5 separate regions of the Homo sapiens genome follow, and regions 2, 3, 4 and 5 are each linked to region 1. The links are chromatin loops, found by intact Hi-C in ENCODE. Cell type or tissue: B cell. All regions are shown on one strand. Region 1 overlaps PDYN-AS1 (PDYN antisense RNA 1). Region 2 overlaps LOC124904857 (a long non-coding RNA gene). Region 3 has its middle 93 kb from the start of SIRPA. Region 4 has its middle 120 kb from the start of SIRPA. Region 5 has its middle 51 kb from the start of SIRPA.

Region 1 (4,000 bases):
TGACACTTGATTTTTGCTTTCCAAGCTGACTCGACTGGGTAGCACCCTCAGAGAAATCTAACCGTCAGATAGACAGTCCTGGGTGAAAATTCCCACCCACCATTTCTATAATAGTTGTGTGACCTTAAGCGAGTCACATTTTGTGTTAGCTCTGCTCGCTTCACCTGTCAAATGGAGACGATGATACCTACCCCCAGGGCATGAGGAGTTAACACCTGTGCTGATGCCTGCTACCTGGTAGACACCTGATACCAAGGCCGCTGTGATTAATTTACTCTTTCCACAGCAGCTGTTGTTACACTGTTTCATTTTCAGTTTACATGCTCTTCACCCCACAGCCTGGGAGCCCTCAAAGATGGGGACTCGTTCCAAGTCAGCTCAGGCTCCCATGGTCAAGTCTACACCAAAAACCAGGGAGGCACTCAAATATGAGAGGGGGATGGAGGGAGGGAGGGAGGAAGGAAAGGAAGGAAGGAAGGAAGGAAGGAAGGAAGGAAGGAAGGAAGGAAGGAAGGAAGGAAGGAAAAGAAGAAGGAAGGGAGGGAGGGAGAGAGAGAAGGAGGAAGGAATAAGAGGGGAAGGAAGGAAGGGAGGGAGGGAGGAAGGAAGGAAAAGAGAGAGGGAGGGAAGGAGGAAGGAAGGAAGAGAGGGAGGGAGGAAGGAAGGAATAAGCAATTAAATTCTTCATTCTCAGGCTCCGGGCTTATCTGACTGGTCAGAGGAATGGATCAGTAGCCCCCATTCATTCTCCTCTTTCTGGAGTCACAACTTAGGTTTGTAGCTGTCTAATTTATTATTATATGGTGCAGTGCAGGGTAATTATACACTGTGGTATAATTTGTTATAACTTGGGCTGAGGCCTATAACTGTATAATTTATTATTATACAGTACAGTGTTGAATAATACGAAGAGTATATAATTTATTTCAGGCTTACGAGCCTAACCTGTAATCCAAATGCAGCATGCAGCCTATGCAGATGAGTTAATGTTTCTACGGAAACCTCAACTTAGATATTTCTTCATCTCTAGTTCCTTTCTTTGGGCTTCTCAGAACACCTGTGTTACCAAGTTCCTGGTACTTTTTGTTTGGTGCAAGACTGACATGTTGGGTAGCCCTGGCCCAGGCTGAACCGGTCTTGCATATTGGGTCATGGGAAAGAAGGGTCCAGAGCTGTCACCCTGCCCAGTGACAGTTGTCATCACAGGGAGGCCGCAGCTTGCCAAAGGTATTACTGGCAGCAGATACAGAACCATGACCAGAACCCCCATTTCTGGGTCCCCAGGAATGAGGAGGCTTGCCGCACCTCCATCTATTTATTAGATAACTATTCTTTGCTCCGTTCTCAGCACTGGAAACACATCATGGGACCAGGCCCCTCGTGAAGCTTGCATTCTGGAGATTAAGAGCCTCCGTCTCTCTGGTCTCTTGTTTCTTAAAGTGTGGACTCTAGACCAGCATCTTCAGCATCCTCTGGGAGCTGGTTGGGAGTGCAGCATCTTAGCCGCAAGCCTCACTGAGTCTGCATTTTCTTTTTTTTTCTTTCTTTTTTTTTTTTTTTTTTTTTTTTTGAGAGGGAGTCTCGCTCTGTCGCCCAGGCTGGAGTGCAGTGGCGCGATCTCGGCTCACCGCAAGCTCCGACTCCTGGGTTCATGCCATTCTCCTGCCTCAGCCTCCCGAGTAGCTGGGACTACAGGCGCCCACCACCACGCCCGGCTGATTTTTTTGTATTTTTAGTAGAGACGGGGTTTCACCGTGGTCTCGATCTCCTGACCTCGTGATCCGCCCGCCTCGGCCTCCCAAAGTGCTGGGATCACAGGCGTGAGCCTCCGCACCCGGCCAAGTCTGCATTTTCACAAGACCCCCTGGTGATTCATTCACACTGAAGAAGAACTGCTGGAGTTGCTGTATGATTTAGGGGAACCATTTTCTTCTCTACTTCCCTTCTACCCAAAATATATACCATCTCACTGAGTATTGAAGCGGAGTTCCTTTTTTTTTTTTTTTTTTTTGAGACAGAGCCTCACTGTGTCTCCCAGGGGAGTGCAGTGGTGCAATCTCAGCTCACTGTAGTTTCCACCTCCCTGGTTCAAGCGATCCTCCCACCTCAGCCTTCCAAGTAGCTGGGATTACAAGCCTGTGCCACCACACCTGGCTAAATTTTGTATTTTTAATAGAGATGGGGTTTCACCATGTTGGCCAGGCTGGTCTTGAACCCCTGACCTCAAGTGATTCACCCACCTTGGCCTCCCAAAAAGTGCTGGGATAACAGGCGTGAGCCTCTGTGCCTGGCCCCTTCTTCTTTTTTTTTTTTTTTTAAAGAACATGTATTTTTTTCTTTTACTTTGGATGCAGAAGTTCATTATGTACCTTTTGGAATTATAAAACAAAAAAATATATATAAAAAAATCACCCAGAACCCCACCATTCAGAAGTGACACTGTTAATATTTTAATGACCAATCCATCAGACTTTTTTATACATACATATACTTTCTTTTTACAAAATTTCGAGAAAAGATGCAATAGTGTTGTATTCAGGCTCAGAAAATAATACCCCAGAATCTGGCGCTTTGACGTGCTGAACTGAAGAAGCGGTTTCAAGGTCTCTTTCTGACCTTGCCCTGCCTCCCTGTCTCTCTGATCCTCTTACTTTCCCAAAGCACCAGGAGGGGCTGTCGCTGGAATTTTCTTATCTGCCTAAGAAAGCTTCTTTCCAAGAGAAATGCAATTTCTTAAAACTCCCCGTCCCTAGGAATCTCATCAAATAACCAGGAAAGATTAACCACTGGAAAAGAGACTAGATGTAGTCACCGTGCTCAGACAGACTTTCATTTGTTTTTCTGAGAGCAGCTCCTAGAGATCACCTGGGACGCTTCATCTGCATAGTAAGACAATCTTTGTTTACAGTGAAGGTCTGCCCCTTACCTTCCCGCCACCTCCCCCAGAGCTCAGAAGAATTTTGTCTCAGGCAGTTGTTCTTTAGGATCACTCATTTCCCCTAAAAAGTCACTTACTCCTATACCTCCCATTTCCCCTTCCCCGATGAAGAAGGGCATATAAGGGTTATTGGGTAATCATTCTCCTATAATTCCCCTGTGTTACTCACATTAAATAATTTATTTTATTATTATTATTATTTTTTGAGAGGCAAGATGTTCTTCTGTTGCCTGGGCTGGAGTGCAGTGGCACAATCATAGCTCAACTGCAGCCTCAAACTCCTGGGTTCAAGTGATCCTCCTGCCTCTGATTACCAAGTAGCTGGGACTGTGGACACATATCACCATGCCTGGCTAATTTTTTAAAAAAATTTTTTGTAGAGACAGGATCTTGTTTTGTTACCCAGGGTAGTCTCAAACTTCCGGCTTCAAGTGATCCTCTCACCATGGCCTCCCAAAGTGTGGAATTACAGGCATGAGCCACCATGCCTGGCCTTGTTAAATACAATTTCATATGCCTTTTTCTTTTACTAATCTGTCTATTATAGTTCGTTTTCAGCAAACCTTAAGAGGACAGAGGAGAAGCTTCCCTTCGGCCCTTACAATTGCACAGTGGCTCTCAAAACTGAGCATACATTCACCTGGAAGGGTTGCTCAAACATAGATTGCTGGGCCCCACCCCCAGAGCTTTTGATCAGGAGGTCTGGGACCAGGCCTGGGATTTGGCACTTCTAACAAGTTCCAGGTGATGTGGGGCTGCTGGTCCAGGGACCACACCTTGGGAAGCACTGGACTCAGTGTTCTAAGATTTCCTGAGCACCAGTAGTTGGAATCCAGCTCTGCCACCCACTACCTGCCCACAGGGAAGTTAGGCTGCCTCTCCATGATGCAACTTCTGAGTCCACAAGGACAGTACCTGCCTCATAAGATTATTATTATTATAAGGATTATATGAGTTAATTAGTAAAGCACACAAGAAGTATTAATTATGATGAATATGCATATAATTGTTTAATCAAGATTTCTTAACAATTGTTCAAAAACATTTTTCAAGTCATTATTC
Region 2 (4,000 bases), 84 kb before region 1:
CCTCAGCCTTCTGAAGTGATGGGATTATAGGCATGAGTCACCACACCTGGCCAAGTGTGTTTCTTAAATGTTTTAATTCCTAACATGGTAACTATCAATAGATAAACTGACATAAACAAAATTCTTTGGGGTCCACAGTAATTTTTAAGAGTATAAAGGGGTCCTAAAACCAAAACATTAAAATCCAGTCTCATGTGATAACTTCACACTACACATGCCAGATGATTCACCTGGCGTCAATTCTTCACTTCCTCCTCTCCTCCCCCGACCGGCCATGACCTAGTTTGGACCCTGTGCTCTGTCCAAATGAGCAACTGAGGCACCTACCCAAGGAGGCCATGAGGATTCCTCCCTCCACACCCCTGAACAGCAGCTGTCTACCCTGAATTCTGTGGTTTCACTATCCTTAACGAAATTGTACTTACTCTGCAAGGCCCAGGGGCTTCTGCCTCCTGCAGGAAGCCTGGCTGACTGCCCTAAATGGAGCCCTTGGTCCTCTGAGCTCACACAGCACTGCCCAGTCATGAGGGCAGATGGCCAAGGCAGCTTCATCAGTTTTGCTTGTGAAAGCCCATCTTCTCACTAGACTGCACGCTGCCTCTGGCTTTGGGGTCAGAACAGAGCTGAACTGGGTCATGTTGGGCAAGTCGCTGTCCCTCTCTGAGCCTGTTTCCTTATCTGCAGAATGGGGTAATTATGAGACTTACTGTGCAGATCTTGTAAGGACTGGATGAGCAAATGCACTGGATTAATTTGCTAGCGCTGCCATAACGAAGTATCACACTCGACCAGCCGCTGTGGCTCATGACTGTAATCCCAGCACTTTGGGAGACTGAGGCGGGTAGATCACTTGAGGTCAGGAATTCAAGACTAGCCTGGCCAACATGGTGAAATCTCCTCTCTACTAAAAATACAAAAATTAGCAGGGCATGGTGGCGGGTGCCTGTAATCCCAGCTACTTGGGAGGTTGAGGCAGAAGAATGGCTTGAACCCAAGAGGTGGAGGTTGCAGTGAGCCAAGATCATGCCACTGCACTCCAGCCTGGGAGACAGAGTGAGACTCCAACTCAAAACACAAACAAAAACAAACAAACAAAAAACGAAGTGTCACAATTGGCTGTGATACTGGTGCTTCAAAAGAAACCAACCCTGCTGACCCCTTGATCATGAACTTCTAGCCCCCAGAATTGTGAGACAATAAATTTCTGTTGTTTTGTGCCATGATGCTTCACAATTAAAACCTCACTTAAGCATCACAATGACTTTGTACATCTGGTCATTTTGCAAATCCAATCAATCAATACTTATTGAGCACTTGCTGTGTTTCTGACACTACACTAGATACTGGAGACACAGTATAGAAGACAGACAAGCACCCGTCTCCCAGGGAACTTATGGTCTAGAGAGAGAAGATAGGGCAGGGCCTTGGGGGTCACTCTAAGGACTTTCGCTTTTCCTCTGCACACAATGCGGAGCCACAGGATATTCTGGTGCTTCAACAACAGAAGTTTATTGTCTCACAATTCTGGGGGCTAGAAGTCCAAGATCAAGGTGTTGGCAGGGCTGGTTTCTTCTGAGGCCTCTCTCCTCGGCTTGTAGATGGCTGTTTCTTTCTGTGTCTTTACCTGGTCTTCCCTCTGTGTGTGTCTGCATCCTAATCTCCTCTTCTTATAAAGTTGTCCTTATAAAGGACACCAGTCATACTGAATTAAGATCCACCCTCAATGACCTCATGTAATTAATTACCTTTTTAAAGACCCAATCTCCAAATACAGTCACATGCTAAGGTGTTGGGGGTTGGGGCTTCAACATATGAATTTGGTGCGGGTGGGAGAAGACATAATTCAACTTATATGGCATCTAAAACATTCTGCCTAGGGCTGTCAGGTGTAAGTAAGCTGTGCTTCTCTCTCCACTGCCACCAGAGCCTGGGGCTGCGGTCAGTGGCTTGGGCTGGGCCTTTAGAGCCTGAATAAATCGGTCATCAGATATGAGCTGCCCAGGGAGGGGACATGACCTCAGGCAAGACTGCTCTCCTTAACTGGGCAATCTCCAACAGGGACTTTGCTGCACCACCAATAGCTGGGCAGTAAGTCCTTCTTTCCTGAGGAGAGCTGGGCACCCACCCTGCCCCTTTACTCGCTACATGACCATGGGTAAGCTCCTTGCTTTCTCTGAGCCTCAACTTCCAAAACTGGAAAAAAAATAAAATGACTTGCAGAGGGATGATGATGAGATGGGGTCATTGCTGGTATTTTTATTTAGGCAACAATTTATTTTATTGAGCACCTAGTATGTGCCAGGCATTGTTCTAGGCTCTGGGGATATAGCAGTGAATAACATGGACAAAATCTCAGTTAAAGCTGACGTCATTACAGGGACTGCCAGGCACTAAACAAATAAGCAAGTAAAATACATAGCATGTCAGATGCTGATAAGTGCTGTGAAAAAGTAGCAATTAAACCAAGAAAGGGGAAGCGAGAGTGTGAGAGGCAGGGGTGCGGAAAGGGGGATGTCACAATTTTAAATAAGATGGTCAGGGAAGGCCTGTCTATGAAAAGATTTGGCAAGGTAAGGGGGCCCTCTAGATATCTCCGAGCAGAGCTTTGCAGGCAGAAGGGCCGTGAGCATCCCTGACGTGGTTCCTGAATGCACGGCCTGAGCTCAGTGAGCAAAGGGGACCTAGACTGGACATGAGGTCAGAGGAGTGGCCGGGGTCAGCCAGGGCAGGGCCTGGCAGGCCACTGTCAGAACTTCGGCTTTTCCTCCACATGCAACGTGGAGCCACAGGAGTCTTCTGAGTGCAGGAGGGGGCGTGACCTCACTTTGATTTTACTAACACAGGGTAACCCAGGTGACAAGCTGAGATTGCAGCCGGCTCCCCTGCTCCCACCTTCCAGCCCCGCTGGGCCCCACCTAGTAAGCCCTGCCCAAGCCGCCACCCCCTCTCCACACACACACACACACGCGCTCCATCAGTCCCACGCCTGCTTGTCCGTCAAGTCTCAGTCTAGCCCTCACCTCCTCCTTTGGGAAGCCAGCCCAGAGCCCCTGACCTGCCTCATCCCTCCCTCCCCAGAGAACCAGGAGGCAGTTAGGGGACAGGCCTTGGCAATCAAGCGCCAGATTCAAATCCTCCCTACTTAGAATCTCTGAACCTCAGTTTTCTTCATCTGTAAAATGGAGATAATAATAACAGACCATTAAAAACCCACCCTCAGGTAGTAAGTGAAATCCGAAGGTTCAATTGTATAAACTACACCACAGTACCATCACAGGGTCAATGAACAGCAGCATTATCAGCTGCTCTGTGTTGTCCTGAGAGCAAAGACATAAAGCTCACACCGCCCACCACTACCTGAGAAAGGTCCAATGGTCACAGGGCTTGTTTCCTAACCTCCCCCCAACCCCAGTCAACCCAAGACCACCCACACTTGAGAACAGGGGCTGGACCAAGGCTGGCTGCTCATCACCACCCAAGCTATGTTCACCACGTGACCACAGGGCTGTGGCATGGAGTGATGAGACATCCTTGGGTGTGTGCCTGGCACATTGCATGAGTGTCACCTGCTGCTGCTGCTGCACCCATCACGCCATGTAGGAGGATCTCCTTCCTCTTACGCTGCCTCCAGCCTATGAGAGGATGTAGGTAATGACTATGCTCACAAATATCACAAATGCTCGGTATACAGCAGGGGCTCAATAAATGCTTGTTAGAGGCAACCAGAGCACAGCCAGATGTGTGCGTGTGTATGTGCTGACTGTACCATTTTCCAGATGTGTGTCCCACAGCCCATCACTTTGCCTCTCTGAGCCTCTGTTACCTCATCTGTAAAATGGGAGGACTCATTCTTGCCTGGAAGGGTGAGTGGGGCATCCCCAGGGCTCCTGCGCCCCAGTCACAGGGTGAAGGTATGGCACCAATGTACCCAGAGGATATCTGGCAGGTGCACAGTAGACATAATAGTCCACATAATAGTGACAACCAGAGCCACCGTAGC
Region 3 (4,000 bases), 150 kb before region 1:
CCCTGGTAGTGGGTCCCCAATAGCAACATGCAAACCCACCATCCAGATCTGTTTCTAAGAACATTCTCCAGTGAAAGGAACCGGGCTCCCTGGAGAAACGGCTGATTCTAGGGCTGGGAAGAAAATATGCAAGATGAGTCTGGAGCAGCTTTAGTGCCAGAAAGTAAGGAAGGGCTCAAAAACATAACAAAAAATTATGGCAAAGGGAAACAGGAGCCAATAGAGAGAGCTCCCAGGCGCCAAAACTGGAACAATTTAAGCAACAATATAAATAACATAGTATTGGATTATAATGAAAAGTACAAAATAAATATCCATGAGTGCACACGGATAGAATAAATGACTGAATAAACCAGTAGCAGAAGAATTCCAAATAACTTATTACATACTGCCCCCTCAAGGAAGTGAAGCATAACTCCCCATCCCTTAAGTGGAGGCTGTGCATAGCGGCTATTCTGTGAGGCTATTCTCATTATTAGACTGGGGTTATTATTAGACTGGTTTGGGGGAGGAAAACCACAGAGGTACAGTGTCATTCTCAAAAAGTTATATCAAGAGAATATGCTATCAATATCAATATCACTTAATGTCAACCCTGATGGCCTAGTTAATTATTTGATCAGTCTTCTGTTGAAATTATTGTTGTTGTTAATTATTATTGTTGTTAATTATTTGATCAGTCTTCTGTTGATGAGCCTTGAGGCTTGAGGTAACGTCTGTCAGGTAATGGCAAAGGTAATGTTTATATCCAAAGGTAATGTTATCACCATAATGCTAACTATAACATTATAAATATATTTTTAAATGGCCACAATACCTCAGGGCCCTTGCATCATACTCTGCCGTGTGACTTTGCTGCTCCTCCCTGGGAGAAGTGATTTCTATTTCCCCACCTCTTGAATCTGGGCTGGCTTGTGACATGTTTGCACCAACAGAATGTAATGGATGTAAATTCACACCAGTTATACAGTCTCAGGAGGCACTGCATGTTATCAGATGTTGACGGACACATAGCCTGAACACCCCTCTAACCCTAGCTGATAGCCAGTCAACTACCAGACATGTGATTTAGACCATCCTAAATAAACCAGCCCCAGCTGACCCACCCTTTCTGATCCCAGACACAAGGAGCAAATGCAAAGTTAGCTGAGCTTGGCCCAGATCAGCAGTGCTACCCAGCTGACCCACATGAGCAATACCAAAAGCTTTCTATTTAAAGCCACTGAATTTCGGAGTGGTTTGTTATACCGCAATAGCTATGTGCCTCACTGGCACCTAGGCATAACAATGCATGTAGGTGCTTATTTGTTGTAACACACTGTGATTACAGAAGATTAGAAGCAGCCTCAAGGCTCATCAATAGAACACTGATCAAATAATTACAGGAGAGCCAAACAATGGAATATTATGCAGCTGTTCAAAAGAACGAGGCAGCCCTATGTGAATCAACATGGAACAAACTCCATGATGCATTTTTAAGCGAAGCAGCAAGAGGCAGAAGAGTATACAGAGCAAGCTACTATTGATCCTGTAAAATACTTGCATTTGCATGGACTGTCTCCGGGTGGGTACACAGAAACATGTAACAATGGCTGTCTCTAGGAAGGGGAACTGGGTGCCTGGGGAACAAGAGTGGAAGCGAGACTTCCTTTTCACGCTATCCTCTTTTTTATCTTTTGAATCGTGTAAATGTGTTATCCATTCAAAAATAAATAAAACCAGAATGTAAAAACTCCTATGCCTTTCAAATGCAGAGAGCCTTATTATTCTCTTTCCAAGACTCCCAAGATCCACCGGGACCAAAAAACAGCAGTCAGGGAACAATTCCGATTTTCCCTCCTCTCTCCCCCACAGCCCCCACCCGCGCAGAGCGAAGCTGGCTTCTCCGGTAAACCCCTGCTTGTGAGTTGCGCCCAGGCGACACTACCTCGCCTGCCACCGGAGGGCAGCGCGAGGCTTCCTTCCCGGGGAGGAACTGCGGCGAGACGGTGGTCGGCCCTGAATAGCAAGCTGGCTCCTAGATCAAAGGCTCTGGCATTCCGTTTTTGCGTGCATGTTTGTTTGTTTTCTTTCTTTCTTCTTCCTCTTCTTTATTTTTTTAAAGGTCTCGACCCAAGAACCCCATTCCAGGCAGTAGGTTCGCCAGCCATTGCTTGTGCGTCTTCGCGGAGAGAGAGGGGGGAGATGCCCCGGCGCTCCTTACCCGGCTGGATAAGACCCTTTGGGGAACTTGCTGCTTCGCAAGTCTTACTTGTGAGGACCCGGAGGGTTTGCCTTTGACCCCGCCTGTGACCTTAAGAAAACCCCTTTCTACCCTGCGCCTGTCCCACAGCTGGAAGTGATAATTTTAAGAATGAATTAAGCACTCGGTGTGTGACACTGCGGCACTAAGCACTTTCTGGACTGTGTTAGGCCCCATTTTACAGACGGGGAAGCTGAGGCCTCCAGAGGCGGAGTAACCTGCTCATGGTTACAAAGCTGGTCAGCGGCGGGCAGGATTTGAATCCAGGGTTCCCGGTTCCTAATCCTCTGCTTTTACCACTTAATTTATCCTGCCTCCAAGGGCTGCTGGGAAAAAGGCGGATTTCAAAGGAGAAGCAGCTAAGGAAAAGCTCTGGAAAGGGCCAACGGAGCGGATATTCCCGGAGCCCCTCTGCGAGCCACGCGCCCCTCTGGGAAGCCCGCTTCCCCCTGCAGACAGGCGCTGTGACACGCTTGCGCCCCGGTCGAACAGGCGAAGAGGCCGAGGCCCAGAGCGGCGCAGGGCGAGCCTGGAGGCTGCGCCCCAGACCTGGACCAGCCACGGACGCCGCTCCCGCCGCTCCCTCCGCTCCGCTGCGCTCCGCACGCTGGCGCCGGCTCCCCGAGGCCCCGGGCGCCCCGGCCGCACGCCTGGGTAAAAGGTCCCGAGGAGTCCGCAGAAGCGCGCCCACGCCCGAGACGGCCGTTTCCGCCGGCCTGGGAAAGGGGCGGAGAAGGGGGTCGCCCGGGCCGCAGCGTGCCGGTCCCCGCCGGCCGAGCCGTGTTTGGGGCCAGTCCCCGCACCCCGCTTCTTCCCCACCTGGGGAGCGGGGCGCCGCGGTAGGGGCACTGGAGCGCACGATGCACCCCGCCAACGAGTCCTTTCTGCAGACGGGGTTCCTGTTTTCATGCAAATGCCTTTGTTAGCGCACCGGGAACCAGGGGGACGGAACTGCAGCTGACGCGGGCTGCGCGCCGCTTTTCCGCCTTCGCTTGATTCGGCCTCAACGACTTAAACGCGCCGGGAACAAAAACGCCGGCGCCGCGGAAACCCTCAGGAGCGGCACGAGAAGCGCGGCTCCGCTGGGGTCCGCGAGAAGCGGTGCGGGCGGCCGGGCTGGTGCCTGCAGGCCCTCTCACCGCATCACCAAGGGCAAGGAACCTCCAACTGTCCCTCAGTTTCTCTACCTGCACTGGGATGTCCTACATAAGGAGTCAGCTCAGTGCCCGCATCTTGCTGTAATTATTTTGTCCAAGCACTGTGGGAGGCAGCGTTGAGGAGGCTGTTGTGGGGAGTTTGCCTGTCAGAGAGAAGAGGGAAATAAACAAGAAACATACAGACAAAATAATTTCAAATAGCAACAAGTGTTAATATCGTAGCAAACACCAATGCAGCGCTTATGCCAGGCTCTGCTCTATGCTATATGCACATTAGGTCATGTAATCCTCACTCCCTTGTACAGATAGGAAAATGCTGGTTGAATAATCTATTGAAGGGAAATAGGAAGTTGAACAATATGTGGAGAAACAGGTTGCACGATAGGTGGAGAAACAACAGGTTGCACGATATGTGGGGAACCAGGTTGAACAATAGCCTCAAGTGCGCAGTAGGTAGGCTCGGCACTTGAGAATATTGGGCCCAGCCTGGGTTTCGACCCAGCCAGTCCAGCCCCAAGTGGAAGCTTTTGCACACTCCATTACACCAGTTTTGGCTGTACTAGGAAGGATGTAAAGTGGTGACACGCCCAAGAGAGAGCTG
Region 4 (4,000 bases), 180 kb before region 1:
ATGGGCCCCATTGTCCAGATGCCAAGCAGGAGTCAAGGAAAGGAATCTTAAGCAGGGCTCTTTGAGGTGGGTATAACAATTGTCATTACAACAATGGAAAACTTGACTCAGAAAGGGAGTTGCGGCCAGGTGTGGTGGCTCACGCCTGTAACCCAGCACTTTGGGAGGCCGAGGTAGGTGGATCACCTGAGTTCAGGAGTTCGAGACCAGCCTGACCAACACGGTGAAACCCCATCTCTACTAAAAATACAAAATTAGCTGGCCATGGTGGTGTGTGCCTGTAATCCCAGCTACTTGGGAAGCTGAGGCAGGAGAATCACTTGAACCCGAGAGGCAGAGATTGCAGTGAACTGAAATCACACCATTGCACTCCAGCCTGGGCCATAAGAGCAAAACTCCATCTCAAAAAAAGAAAGGGAGTTGTTTTGTCTTAGGTCACATGGCTGGGGACACTGATCTGTTTGACTCCGACGTTTGGCCACCTCGAAACATAAGAGCCAGTCCCTGCTTCAAGGATGTGAGAGTCTAATCACGGAAGATGGGTGTAAATGGAATAAAACCCCAGGTCGGGGGACTTTGGGAACGCCCTTGTAGTTTAAATACTAATTGTGAGAACTAACTGGTATGGACCGATAAGACCACACAATTCAGGAAGAAATAAATATCAGAAATAGAGCATTTAAAATTGAGATTTGAGAAGAGACTTGAGATAACACTAAGCTTTGTATTCTCGGGCAGGATAGGAAAGAAAAATGCAGAAAAACACATTGAATTTTTGAACAGACACGCCTGCATTCTAACCCCAGCTATGCTGTTTGGAACCTCTGAGACCTTGGTCCCTGTGCTAGCTCTGGGCTCTGTTGTAGGATCAGATAATGTATTTGAGGATGCCTAGTGTGCAGTAAATGCTCTACGGGTGTCACCCAGTAGGAACAGAGACAGAGTGGGGAGTTCGTAACAGGTGAGGGTGCTGATGAAGGCATTTATGGGCCAGGTTGGGGAAGGATAGCTGCAATGCTTTGTTAACACCAAATAGAAAGGGGCCTAAATGCCAGAAAAGGAAGGGGCTGCCCTTCCCCCTGCAGACCACGGGGCCCCACAAAGCTGCATAGCGGAGCCATATAATCAAAAGGATGCTCCCAGGGGGTTAATGTTGCAGCAGTGGGCCAGATATACCGCATGCAGGCAAAAGAGAAAAATAAAAGAAGAAAAAACCAGCATGAGTCAATAAAGAAGTATCGTAACTTGCTTCTGATCAGAAAGGACCAGTTTTGAGTTTTTCAGCCAGACCTGTATATCCTGCTGGGTGAGTGTTTTTCTTCTCTCTGCTGGACAACAGACAAAAAGGCACGGGGAGACTGAAAGCTGAGTGGGATCATTCCTCTTAAGAATTCTTACAGCAGCCAGATAAGAGGCCAATTCCGTCAGGGAGAGAGAGAATGCGAGGTGGAGGGCCCTGGTGGGAAGATGGGCTGTTGTTGCCGGTCCGGCACCCTTACCCTGGCAGCGGCCTGCGCTGTAATACTCCGAGGCATCCACCCTCACTGCCCCCAGGGGACTGTCCTTTTTGACTTCACGTGGTTCTGGAGGGCTGTGGGTCCATAGGCTGGCTTACCCCTAGCTCACAAGGCCCGGCCGATCCTAATGACCTCCACCCACCCTCTCGGACACTGAGCGCCCCCACCGCCCAGCCGGCCCACTCTGGGCCAGTAATTCATTCTCCCGAGCTCATCCCAGCCTCTGGGCCGGTAGTTCATTCTCCCGAGCTCATCCCAGCCTCTGGGCCGGTAGTTCATTCTCCCGAGCTCATCCCAGCCTCTGGGCCGGTAGTTCATTCTCCCGAGCTCATCCCAGCCGGGCGGAAGGAGCGCCGCCCGCGCTCTCTGGGTCTGAACTGCCGGCCGACAGCTCCCTCTTGTGGAGAAAACGGTTTGAGGCCGCAAAGAGTGAGCGAGAGACGGAGGCAGAGATTCCAGGCGGCAAGGCGGGCCAGAGAAACGATCAGCACGGCCAACAGACGACCCACAAAATGGGAGAAAATATTCGCAAAGCGCGCATCCGACAAAGGTCGAAGATCCACAATCTATAAGGAACTTAAATAAACTAACAAGTAAAAAAATAACACCATTAAAAAGTGGGCGAAGGATGTGAACAGCTACTTTTCAAAAGAAGACACACCCGCGGTAAACAAGCATGTGAAAGAATGTTCATCGCTAATCATTAAAGAAATGCAAATTAAAACCACAATGAGATACCATCCCACACCAGCCAGAATGGCTATTATTAAAAAGTCAAAAAATAACAGAGGCTGTACACCAAACTGCCCCCAACACAGTTTACCTATGTAAAAACCTGCACATGGGCCCAGACCTAAAACCAAAGTTAAAAAAATAATAATAAGATAATATAAAAATACTCAAAAAAGAGAGAAAGTGAAGAGGACAAGGAAAAAGAGAAGGATGGAAGGAGAAGGAAAGTGAGGGGGAAAAGGAAAGGGAAAGGAGGAGGAGGATCTGTTTGACCCCGTGTAAGGGCCTGTCCTGACCCCATGTAAGGGTCTGTCCTGACCCCGTGTAAGGGCCTGCCCTGACCCTACGTAAGGCCGTGCATGGACCCTCTTTTCCAGCTGAATTCAGAATTCTGGCCTCTGTTTAAAGTTGCCATCCAGAAACTTTCAACTGTGCCAGTCTTGATTAATAGCCTTTCTAGAAGGCACTTTGGTGCTCAGCAGTCCTTAACCTCTGCCATTTCTTGCAGTCAAGTGTTAAGGTGGAGAACTTTCAACATCAAGAATGCATGGAATTAGGGAAGGGGAGTCCCACCCTTTCTTCTTGGGGAGGGTGTGGAGGAAGGCGTGAGAAGTGGAGTCTGGGGGCGAATGTGTGAGAGTTGTATCACCAGCTGCGGGTATCCTTCCTTCCTTCACCATCATCCAATGCCGCCCTGAGTCTCTGACCCTCCCCAGCCGTGCTGCCCACAGGGGATGTCCAGAGGGGCTGGGCCAGAGGCTGTACCCACCTTTCCCCTGCCTGCGCACCTGGGCTTGCAGGGTGACGTTGGCCTTGAGTGGGGGCTGCTCATCGTGGACCACCCAGCAAGCAAACTCACGCTCCTCCAGCGTGGCCTCTGCCTGCCACGTGTGCTCCAGAGAGTATGTCCCATCTGGATTTCTGGTGGCCTGAGGGGACGAGGGGACACCAGGGTCTGGATCATGCTCCTGTTCTCCATCCAGGTGAGTCGCAGGTGGGCGGGATAGAAGTGGAGGACGTGGCAGGTGAGATTCACTCTGTCTTGCACATGTACATGGGTCCCAGAGGTTTCAGTGGTGATCTTCAGGGTGGGGACAACTAGACAGAGGAATAGGAAGTAAGACCTGGTGAAATCAGCCCCTGCCTGTGGCCACCCATGCTTCCCTCTCCCAGGGAACAGCCTCAAGGTCTCTCGCCTTTTTTTAAAGAAATATTTTTTTCTTGTATGCGTAATGTAAAGCAAATAGGGCTAAATGTTAATATTCATTAAATATGGGTAAGGGTACCTGGGTGTCTGCTATATTCTGTATTTTTGAAATATTTCATATCAGAAAATATAATTTTAAGAATTAGTAAAAGGTGATGCCCATGACGACAGGGACTTTATTTTGCTCGTTGCTGCATCCCCAGCACTGAGCACAGGGTCTGGCATACAGTGGATATTCATTATTATTAAATGAATAATAAACATTTAAAAAAAAAACTGTAACAATGACATTAATAGAACAAAGATGTTTAGAAAGGGAGTCTGGGACCAGATAATAACAAGATCAAACATTCGTAAGTAAGTCACTGCATGCCAGGCACTGTTATGTGTGTTTTATAAGGAATAATTCATTTAATCTTCACAGGACAGCTATGAAGTAGGTCCTCATTTTTTTCCTGTTATATAAAGAAACTGGTATTAAATAGTCAAGTAACTCACAAGATCCCACAAGTTGTAAAGTGGCACAGCTAGGATTAAAACCCAG
Region 5 (4,000 bases), 110 kb before region 1:
GTTCTCCAACCCACTAATTTCATGCCATGCTTGGGGCCTTGGCACCCAATGTCCTCTCTACCAAGAATCTGTCCTGGATATCTGCAGGGCTTGTTCCTCCCCATCCTCCAAGCTCAAGTCAAATGTCTCCTCAGAGGAGACATTTCCTTGACCCCCTGGACTGAAAGCACCCCCCCACAACCCCACTCCTATCCTCCTCTATCCCTTTACCTAAATGTATGTCTTTCATAACATGTATTAATATCACTACCTGGAAGAATACTTTAGCTTTGTCTGCTGGCTACTCTGTTAGAGTGTCAGCTCTGGAGGGTAGGAATCTCACTTTTTCATGCCTCACAACAATGCCTGGCACATAGTAGGTGCTCAATGAATAGTTATCAAATAAATGGAGAATGATCTTATTGATGTATGATGCATACCTATGACACACATGTTATATCTGTGCAGATGTAAATATATGGGAAAGGCCTGGAAACATGTCCACCAACATACAGTGGTGAACCGGGGAGGAGGGTGGGCAAAGAGGATGGGGGAGTGGCTGTCAAGGGGCCCTTTCAGGGTTCACTGAGTTCACTCAGCTGCTGCATGCAACTCTTACCATGCAGATCATAGGTATGTGAGTTTTAAAAAAGAGCTCTGAGGTGATGCTATGTCCCATGTAGCGTCTATGAGTGATTCTCCCCAGCCTCCCAACTACCCTGCAAGGGCGTTGTTACTCCTACCCTTCTATGAAGCGAAGCGCATTCTGCATTCCCCAGAGTCACCGAGCTCCTGCTACACACCAGGCATGGTTCTGGGCTCGGGAGACACCAGAGTGAAGAAGCAATCCTGCTCTCATGGAGCTTACACTTCAGTGGGGCAGATGAACAATAAATAAATAATTAAAACAAGTCTGTTGGGGCAGGGAACAGAATGGAGAAGTGTACAGAGTGAAGGGGCGAGAGTAGAGAGAGCAAGGGAGGTGAGTGGAGGTTTGCAATTTAACAGCGACACCAGGAAAGCCCTCACTGGGAAGGTGACATTTAAGACCTAAAGGAGGTGAAGGGGTGCTCTGATTTTACTGTGTCCCCTAAAGCTCATGTGTTGGAAACATAATCCTCAATGCAACAGTGTTAAGAGGGGCACTTTAAAGACATGATCAGGTCATGAGGACTCTGCCTTCATGAATGAATTGACGCTGTTATCACAGGAGTGGGTTACTGACAGAGTGGGTTCCTAGGCCAGGCGTGGTGGCTCACATCTGTAATTTCAGCACTTTGGGAAGCTGAGGCAGGCGGATCACCTGAGGTCAGGAGTTTAAGACCAGCCTGGCCAAACATGGCAAAATTCTGTCTCTACTAAAAATACAAAAATTAGCTGGATGTGGTGTCAGGTGCCTATAATCCCAGGAGGCTGAGGCAGAAGAATCACTTGAACCTGGAAAGTGGAGGTTGCAGTGAGCGAGATTGCACCACTGCATTCCAGCCTGGGCGGCCGAGTGAGACTCTATCTCCAAAAAAAAAAAAGACAAGAAAAGAAAAGAAAGAGAGAGTGCATTCCTAATAAAAGGATGAGTATGACTCCCTTCTTCTCTCTCTTTCTTTCCCAACCCCTTTGTCCTTCCACCTTCTGCCATGGGATGATGGAGCAAGAAGGCCCTTACCAGATGCAGCCCCCCTGGATTTTGGACTTCCCAGCCTCCAACCCATGAGCCAAAGAAAATTTCCATTCTTTATAAATTACCCATTCTGTGGTATAGTGCTATAGCAACACAAAACGTACTTAGCCAGGGATTTATCCAGGCAAAGGCAAGTGCAAAGTCCCTGAGGTGGGCACATCCCTGGTGTACAGGAGCAATGGCCACCGTGGCTAGGACACGTTCTAGGGGGAGAGTGGTGGGCTTGGAATGGTGAAATCCCTTGCCTCACAAGTAGGGCAGCTGAGAGCAATATCTTGGGCCTGTCTGACTGTAAAGTGAAGCTTTTAACTGCAAAGGGCCTGACACTCTTTCTAGTGAGGAAAGCCAGAAAGGGTGAGCGTATGTTATTACCAGGCATTGCGCCAAACACGTTGGGGAATCACATGGGGGAAGCCCCCACCCTTCTGGGGCTGCTGCTGCCGTAGAGAGGAAGGGAAACTGAGAAGTCAGCTAAGAGCCTGAGCAGATACTATAAGAATCCATCGTGATTGCTGTTTTCCGTTTCTCTGTGTGTTGGTTGTGGAAGGAGTCTTAGCACGTGTACACACAGCATGTGCATTCCTACCTCTGAGTGTGTCTGCCTGAGTGTTTATGGCTGCATAGGGGTCTTGAGTCTGCTGCCCACAAGTTAAACAGTGGTTTACTTAGCCCTCCCCAACTGTGTGAATGCAAGTGTGCATGGGCATCTTCATCTTGTCTTTGTGTTTATACATCTCTGTGTTTATACATCCCTTGTCTTTGTGTTTATACATCCCTTTGTGTTTATACATCGTCTTGTCTTTGTGTTTATACATACCTGGGAAGGTATCCATGTTCATCAGGAGGCATGTATCCATGTCTGCATGTCCAAAATGAGTGTGTGTCATTGTGCATGTGTTTCATGGATCTGCACAGCTGTTAAGAGTTCTGTCTCTGTAGCCTGACTCCCTGGGTTGGAATCTAGGTCTGCCACTTACTGGGTATGACCTTGAGCAAATTACTCAACCCCCTCTCTGCTTCACTTTCCTTATCAGTAAAATGGGCATATTAATAAAACATACCTTATAAGGTTGTTGTGAGGATCAAACAAATGAATATATGTGGAATGCTCGGATTGATGCCTGGCACATACTAGGAGCCATGTGTGAGCCGTTGTGATGTTAGGGCTCTTTCTGCGTGCATGTGTCTGTCTGGGTCTATCTGGCTGACTGAGCACACTTGCCCCAGCTGATATGCCTCGTAGCATGCAAGTTGGCATGCCTAAGTTCACACCTTACCTACGTCTCTGTGTGCACAACCTCAGTCTTAGCCCCGCATGTGCAGTGCCCAGCCTCCTCTGCCTGACAAGAGCAAATGTGGCTGGCTGGGGTGGGGACTGGAGGAAGGGCCAGCAGGAGGGGGCTCCTGCCATGGCCTGGCCAGCTGGACTTTTCACAGCCCAGTGACTTTGTCCCTCTGATCGGCCAAGTGGCTAGACAGGCAGGCAAAGGAAGTGCCCCTCTTCCAGGCTGTCCCCGGCCTGTGCCATCTCTATCCCTGATCACAGGGATTGGGTTTACACGCCTGATGCCCCTCGGGATTGGGGGATCCAAGAGAGCAGAGTCAGGCCTGAGCCACCTTTGTGTCCCCACATCATAGCTGTCACTGTTAATGATGGCTAACACTTACTAAGGACTGGCTGAGAGGCAGGCACTGTATTGGTTCTGTATTGATACATGGTCTAACTTGCCAATCCTCATGCCATTTCCCTGAGATAGGTCCTTCCATTGTCCCCACTTCATGGGTTTGGAAACTGAGGCACAGAGAAGCGAATTGTTTACTTAACTCACACAGCTGGTAAGTGAAGAGACCAGAATCCAAGCTGATTAAATACATGTTAAGTGACCCAGCTCATTGAATGAGACACAGAAGAGCCATGTTTGGGATGGAGTGGAAAGATGGAGAACAAGGTGGAGAGTGGTTCTGGCAGAGGAAGGGGCCAGCTTGGCTCTCTGCAGGGGAGCCCTGGGAATGGGAAGGAAAAAGTGGATGGGGCCAGATGGTAGGGGTCTGGAAGGCCAAGTGGGGAAGCTTGCATCTGAGCTGGCTCTACTCTTCAGAGACCTGGCCACAGTGAGGTGCCATGGGGACCGGCCACCTGGATCCTTCATTGTGAATAAACTGGTGAACTGAGCCCAGGTCTCTGGGAGAGCTGGTAGCTAAAGGCAGACTAACAGAACAAAAGCTCTGCTGTCAGTCTGAGGTTGGAATCCCAATGCCCTCACCCCCTGGTCACTTCCTACTATGAAACTTCCATTTTCTCATCCAATTCAACTTGTTAAAATGGTTAAAGTCATCCATTAT

Evidence for each region. A loop is a pair of places that touch in the nucleus more often than their neighbours do. Peaks named below come from ENCODE experiments on the same cell type or tissue, not always from the same donor. Only the 100,000 strongest peaks of a DNase experiment are listed, where the experiment ranks them.
Region 2: a loop joins it to region 1, with 11 times the contacts of the local background. A loop is called at or near these places in 3 of 110 quality-filtered maps.
Region 3: it touches region 1 in a loop (11-fold over the local background); 22 of 110 quality-filtered maps call a loop at or near these places.
Region 4: a loop joins it to region 1, with 2.7 times the contacts of the local background. A loop is called at or near these places in 13 of 110 quality-filtered maps.
Region 5: it touches region 1 in a loop (11-fold over the local background); 3 of 110 quality-filtered maps call a loop at or near these places.

Annotation. Positions count from the first base shown.
Region 1 is chr20:1,952,657-1,956,656 of GRCh38, forward strand. The region is part of intron 2 of PDYN-AS1 (PDYN antisense RNA 1); the gene reads left to right. Among named protein-coding and RNA genes, the nearest start is that of PDYN-AS1, 7.4 kb to the left of the region's middle. RefSeq lists an enhancer at 1,857-1,946. In B cell, no CTCF peak of the experiment used is centred here; DNase peaks (open chromatin) are centred at 275, 1,285, 1,395 and 2,005; H3K4me3 peaks cover 2,160 bases; H3K27ac peaks cover 2,254 bases.
Region 2 is chr20:1,868,555-1,872,554 of GRCh38, forward strand. It overlaps LOC124904857 (a long non-coding RNA gene), which reads right to left. Exons shown (of 3, transcript XR_007067496.1): 3 at 2,237-3,632. Among named protein-coding and RNA genes, the nearest start is that of SIRPA, 25 kb to the right of the region's middle. RefSeq lists an enhancer at 2,314-2,473. In B cell, no CTCF peak of the experiment used is centred here; DNase peaks (open chromatin) are centred at 414, 2,497, 3,537 and 3,993; H3K27ac peaks cover 696 bases; H3K27me3 peaks cover 492 bases.
Region 3 is chr20:1,800,551-1,804,550 of GRCh38, forward strand. No RefSeq gene overlaps it. Among named protein-coding and RNA genes, the nearest start is that of SIRPA, 93 kb to the right of the region's middle. RefSeq lists a silencer at 2,822-3,071. In B cell, CTCF peaks have their summits at 1,931 (motif pointing right) and 1,939 (motif pointing right); DNase peaks (open chromatin) are centred at 1,961, 3,161 and 3,841; H3K4me3 peaks cover 1,936 bases; H3K27ac peaks cover 1,858 bases.
Region 4 is chr20:1,775,502-1,779,501 of GRCh38, forward strand. It overlaps the pseudogene LOC100289473. Among named protein-coding and RNA genes, the nearest start is that of SIRPA, 120 kb to the right of the region's middle. In B cell, CTCF peaks have their summits at 1,925 (motif pointing left) and 2,124; DNase peaks (open chromatin) are centred at 1,480 and 1,910; H3K4me3 peaks cover 951 bases; H3K27ac peaks cover 539 bases.
Region 5 is chr20:1,842,824-1,846,823 of GRCh38, forward strand. No RefSeq gene overlaps it. Among named protein-coding and RNA genes, the nearest start is that of SIRPA, 51 kb to the right of the region's middle. In B cell, no CTCF peak of the experiment used is centred here; DNase peaks (open chromatin) are centred at 2,078 and 2,868; H3K4me3 peaks cover 385 bases; H3K27ac peaks cover 1,017 bases.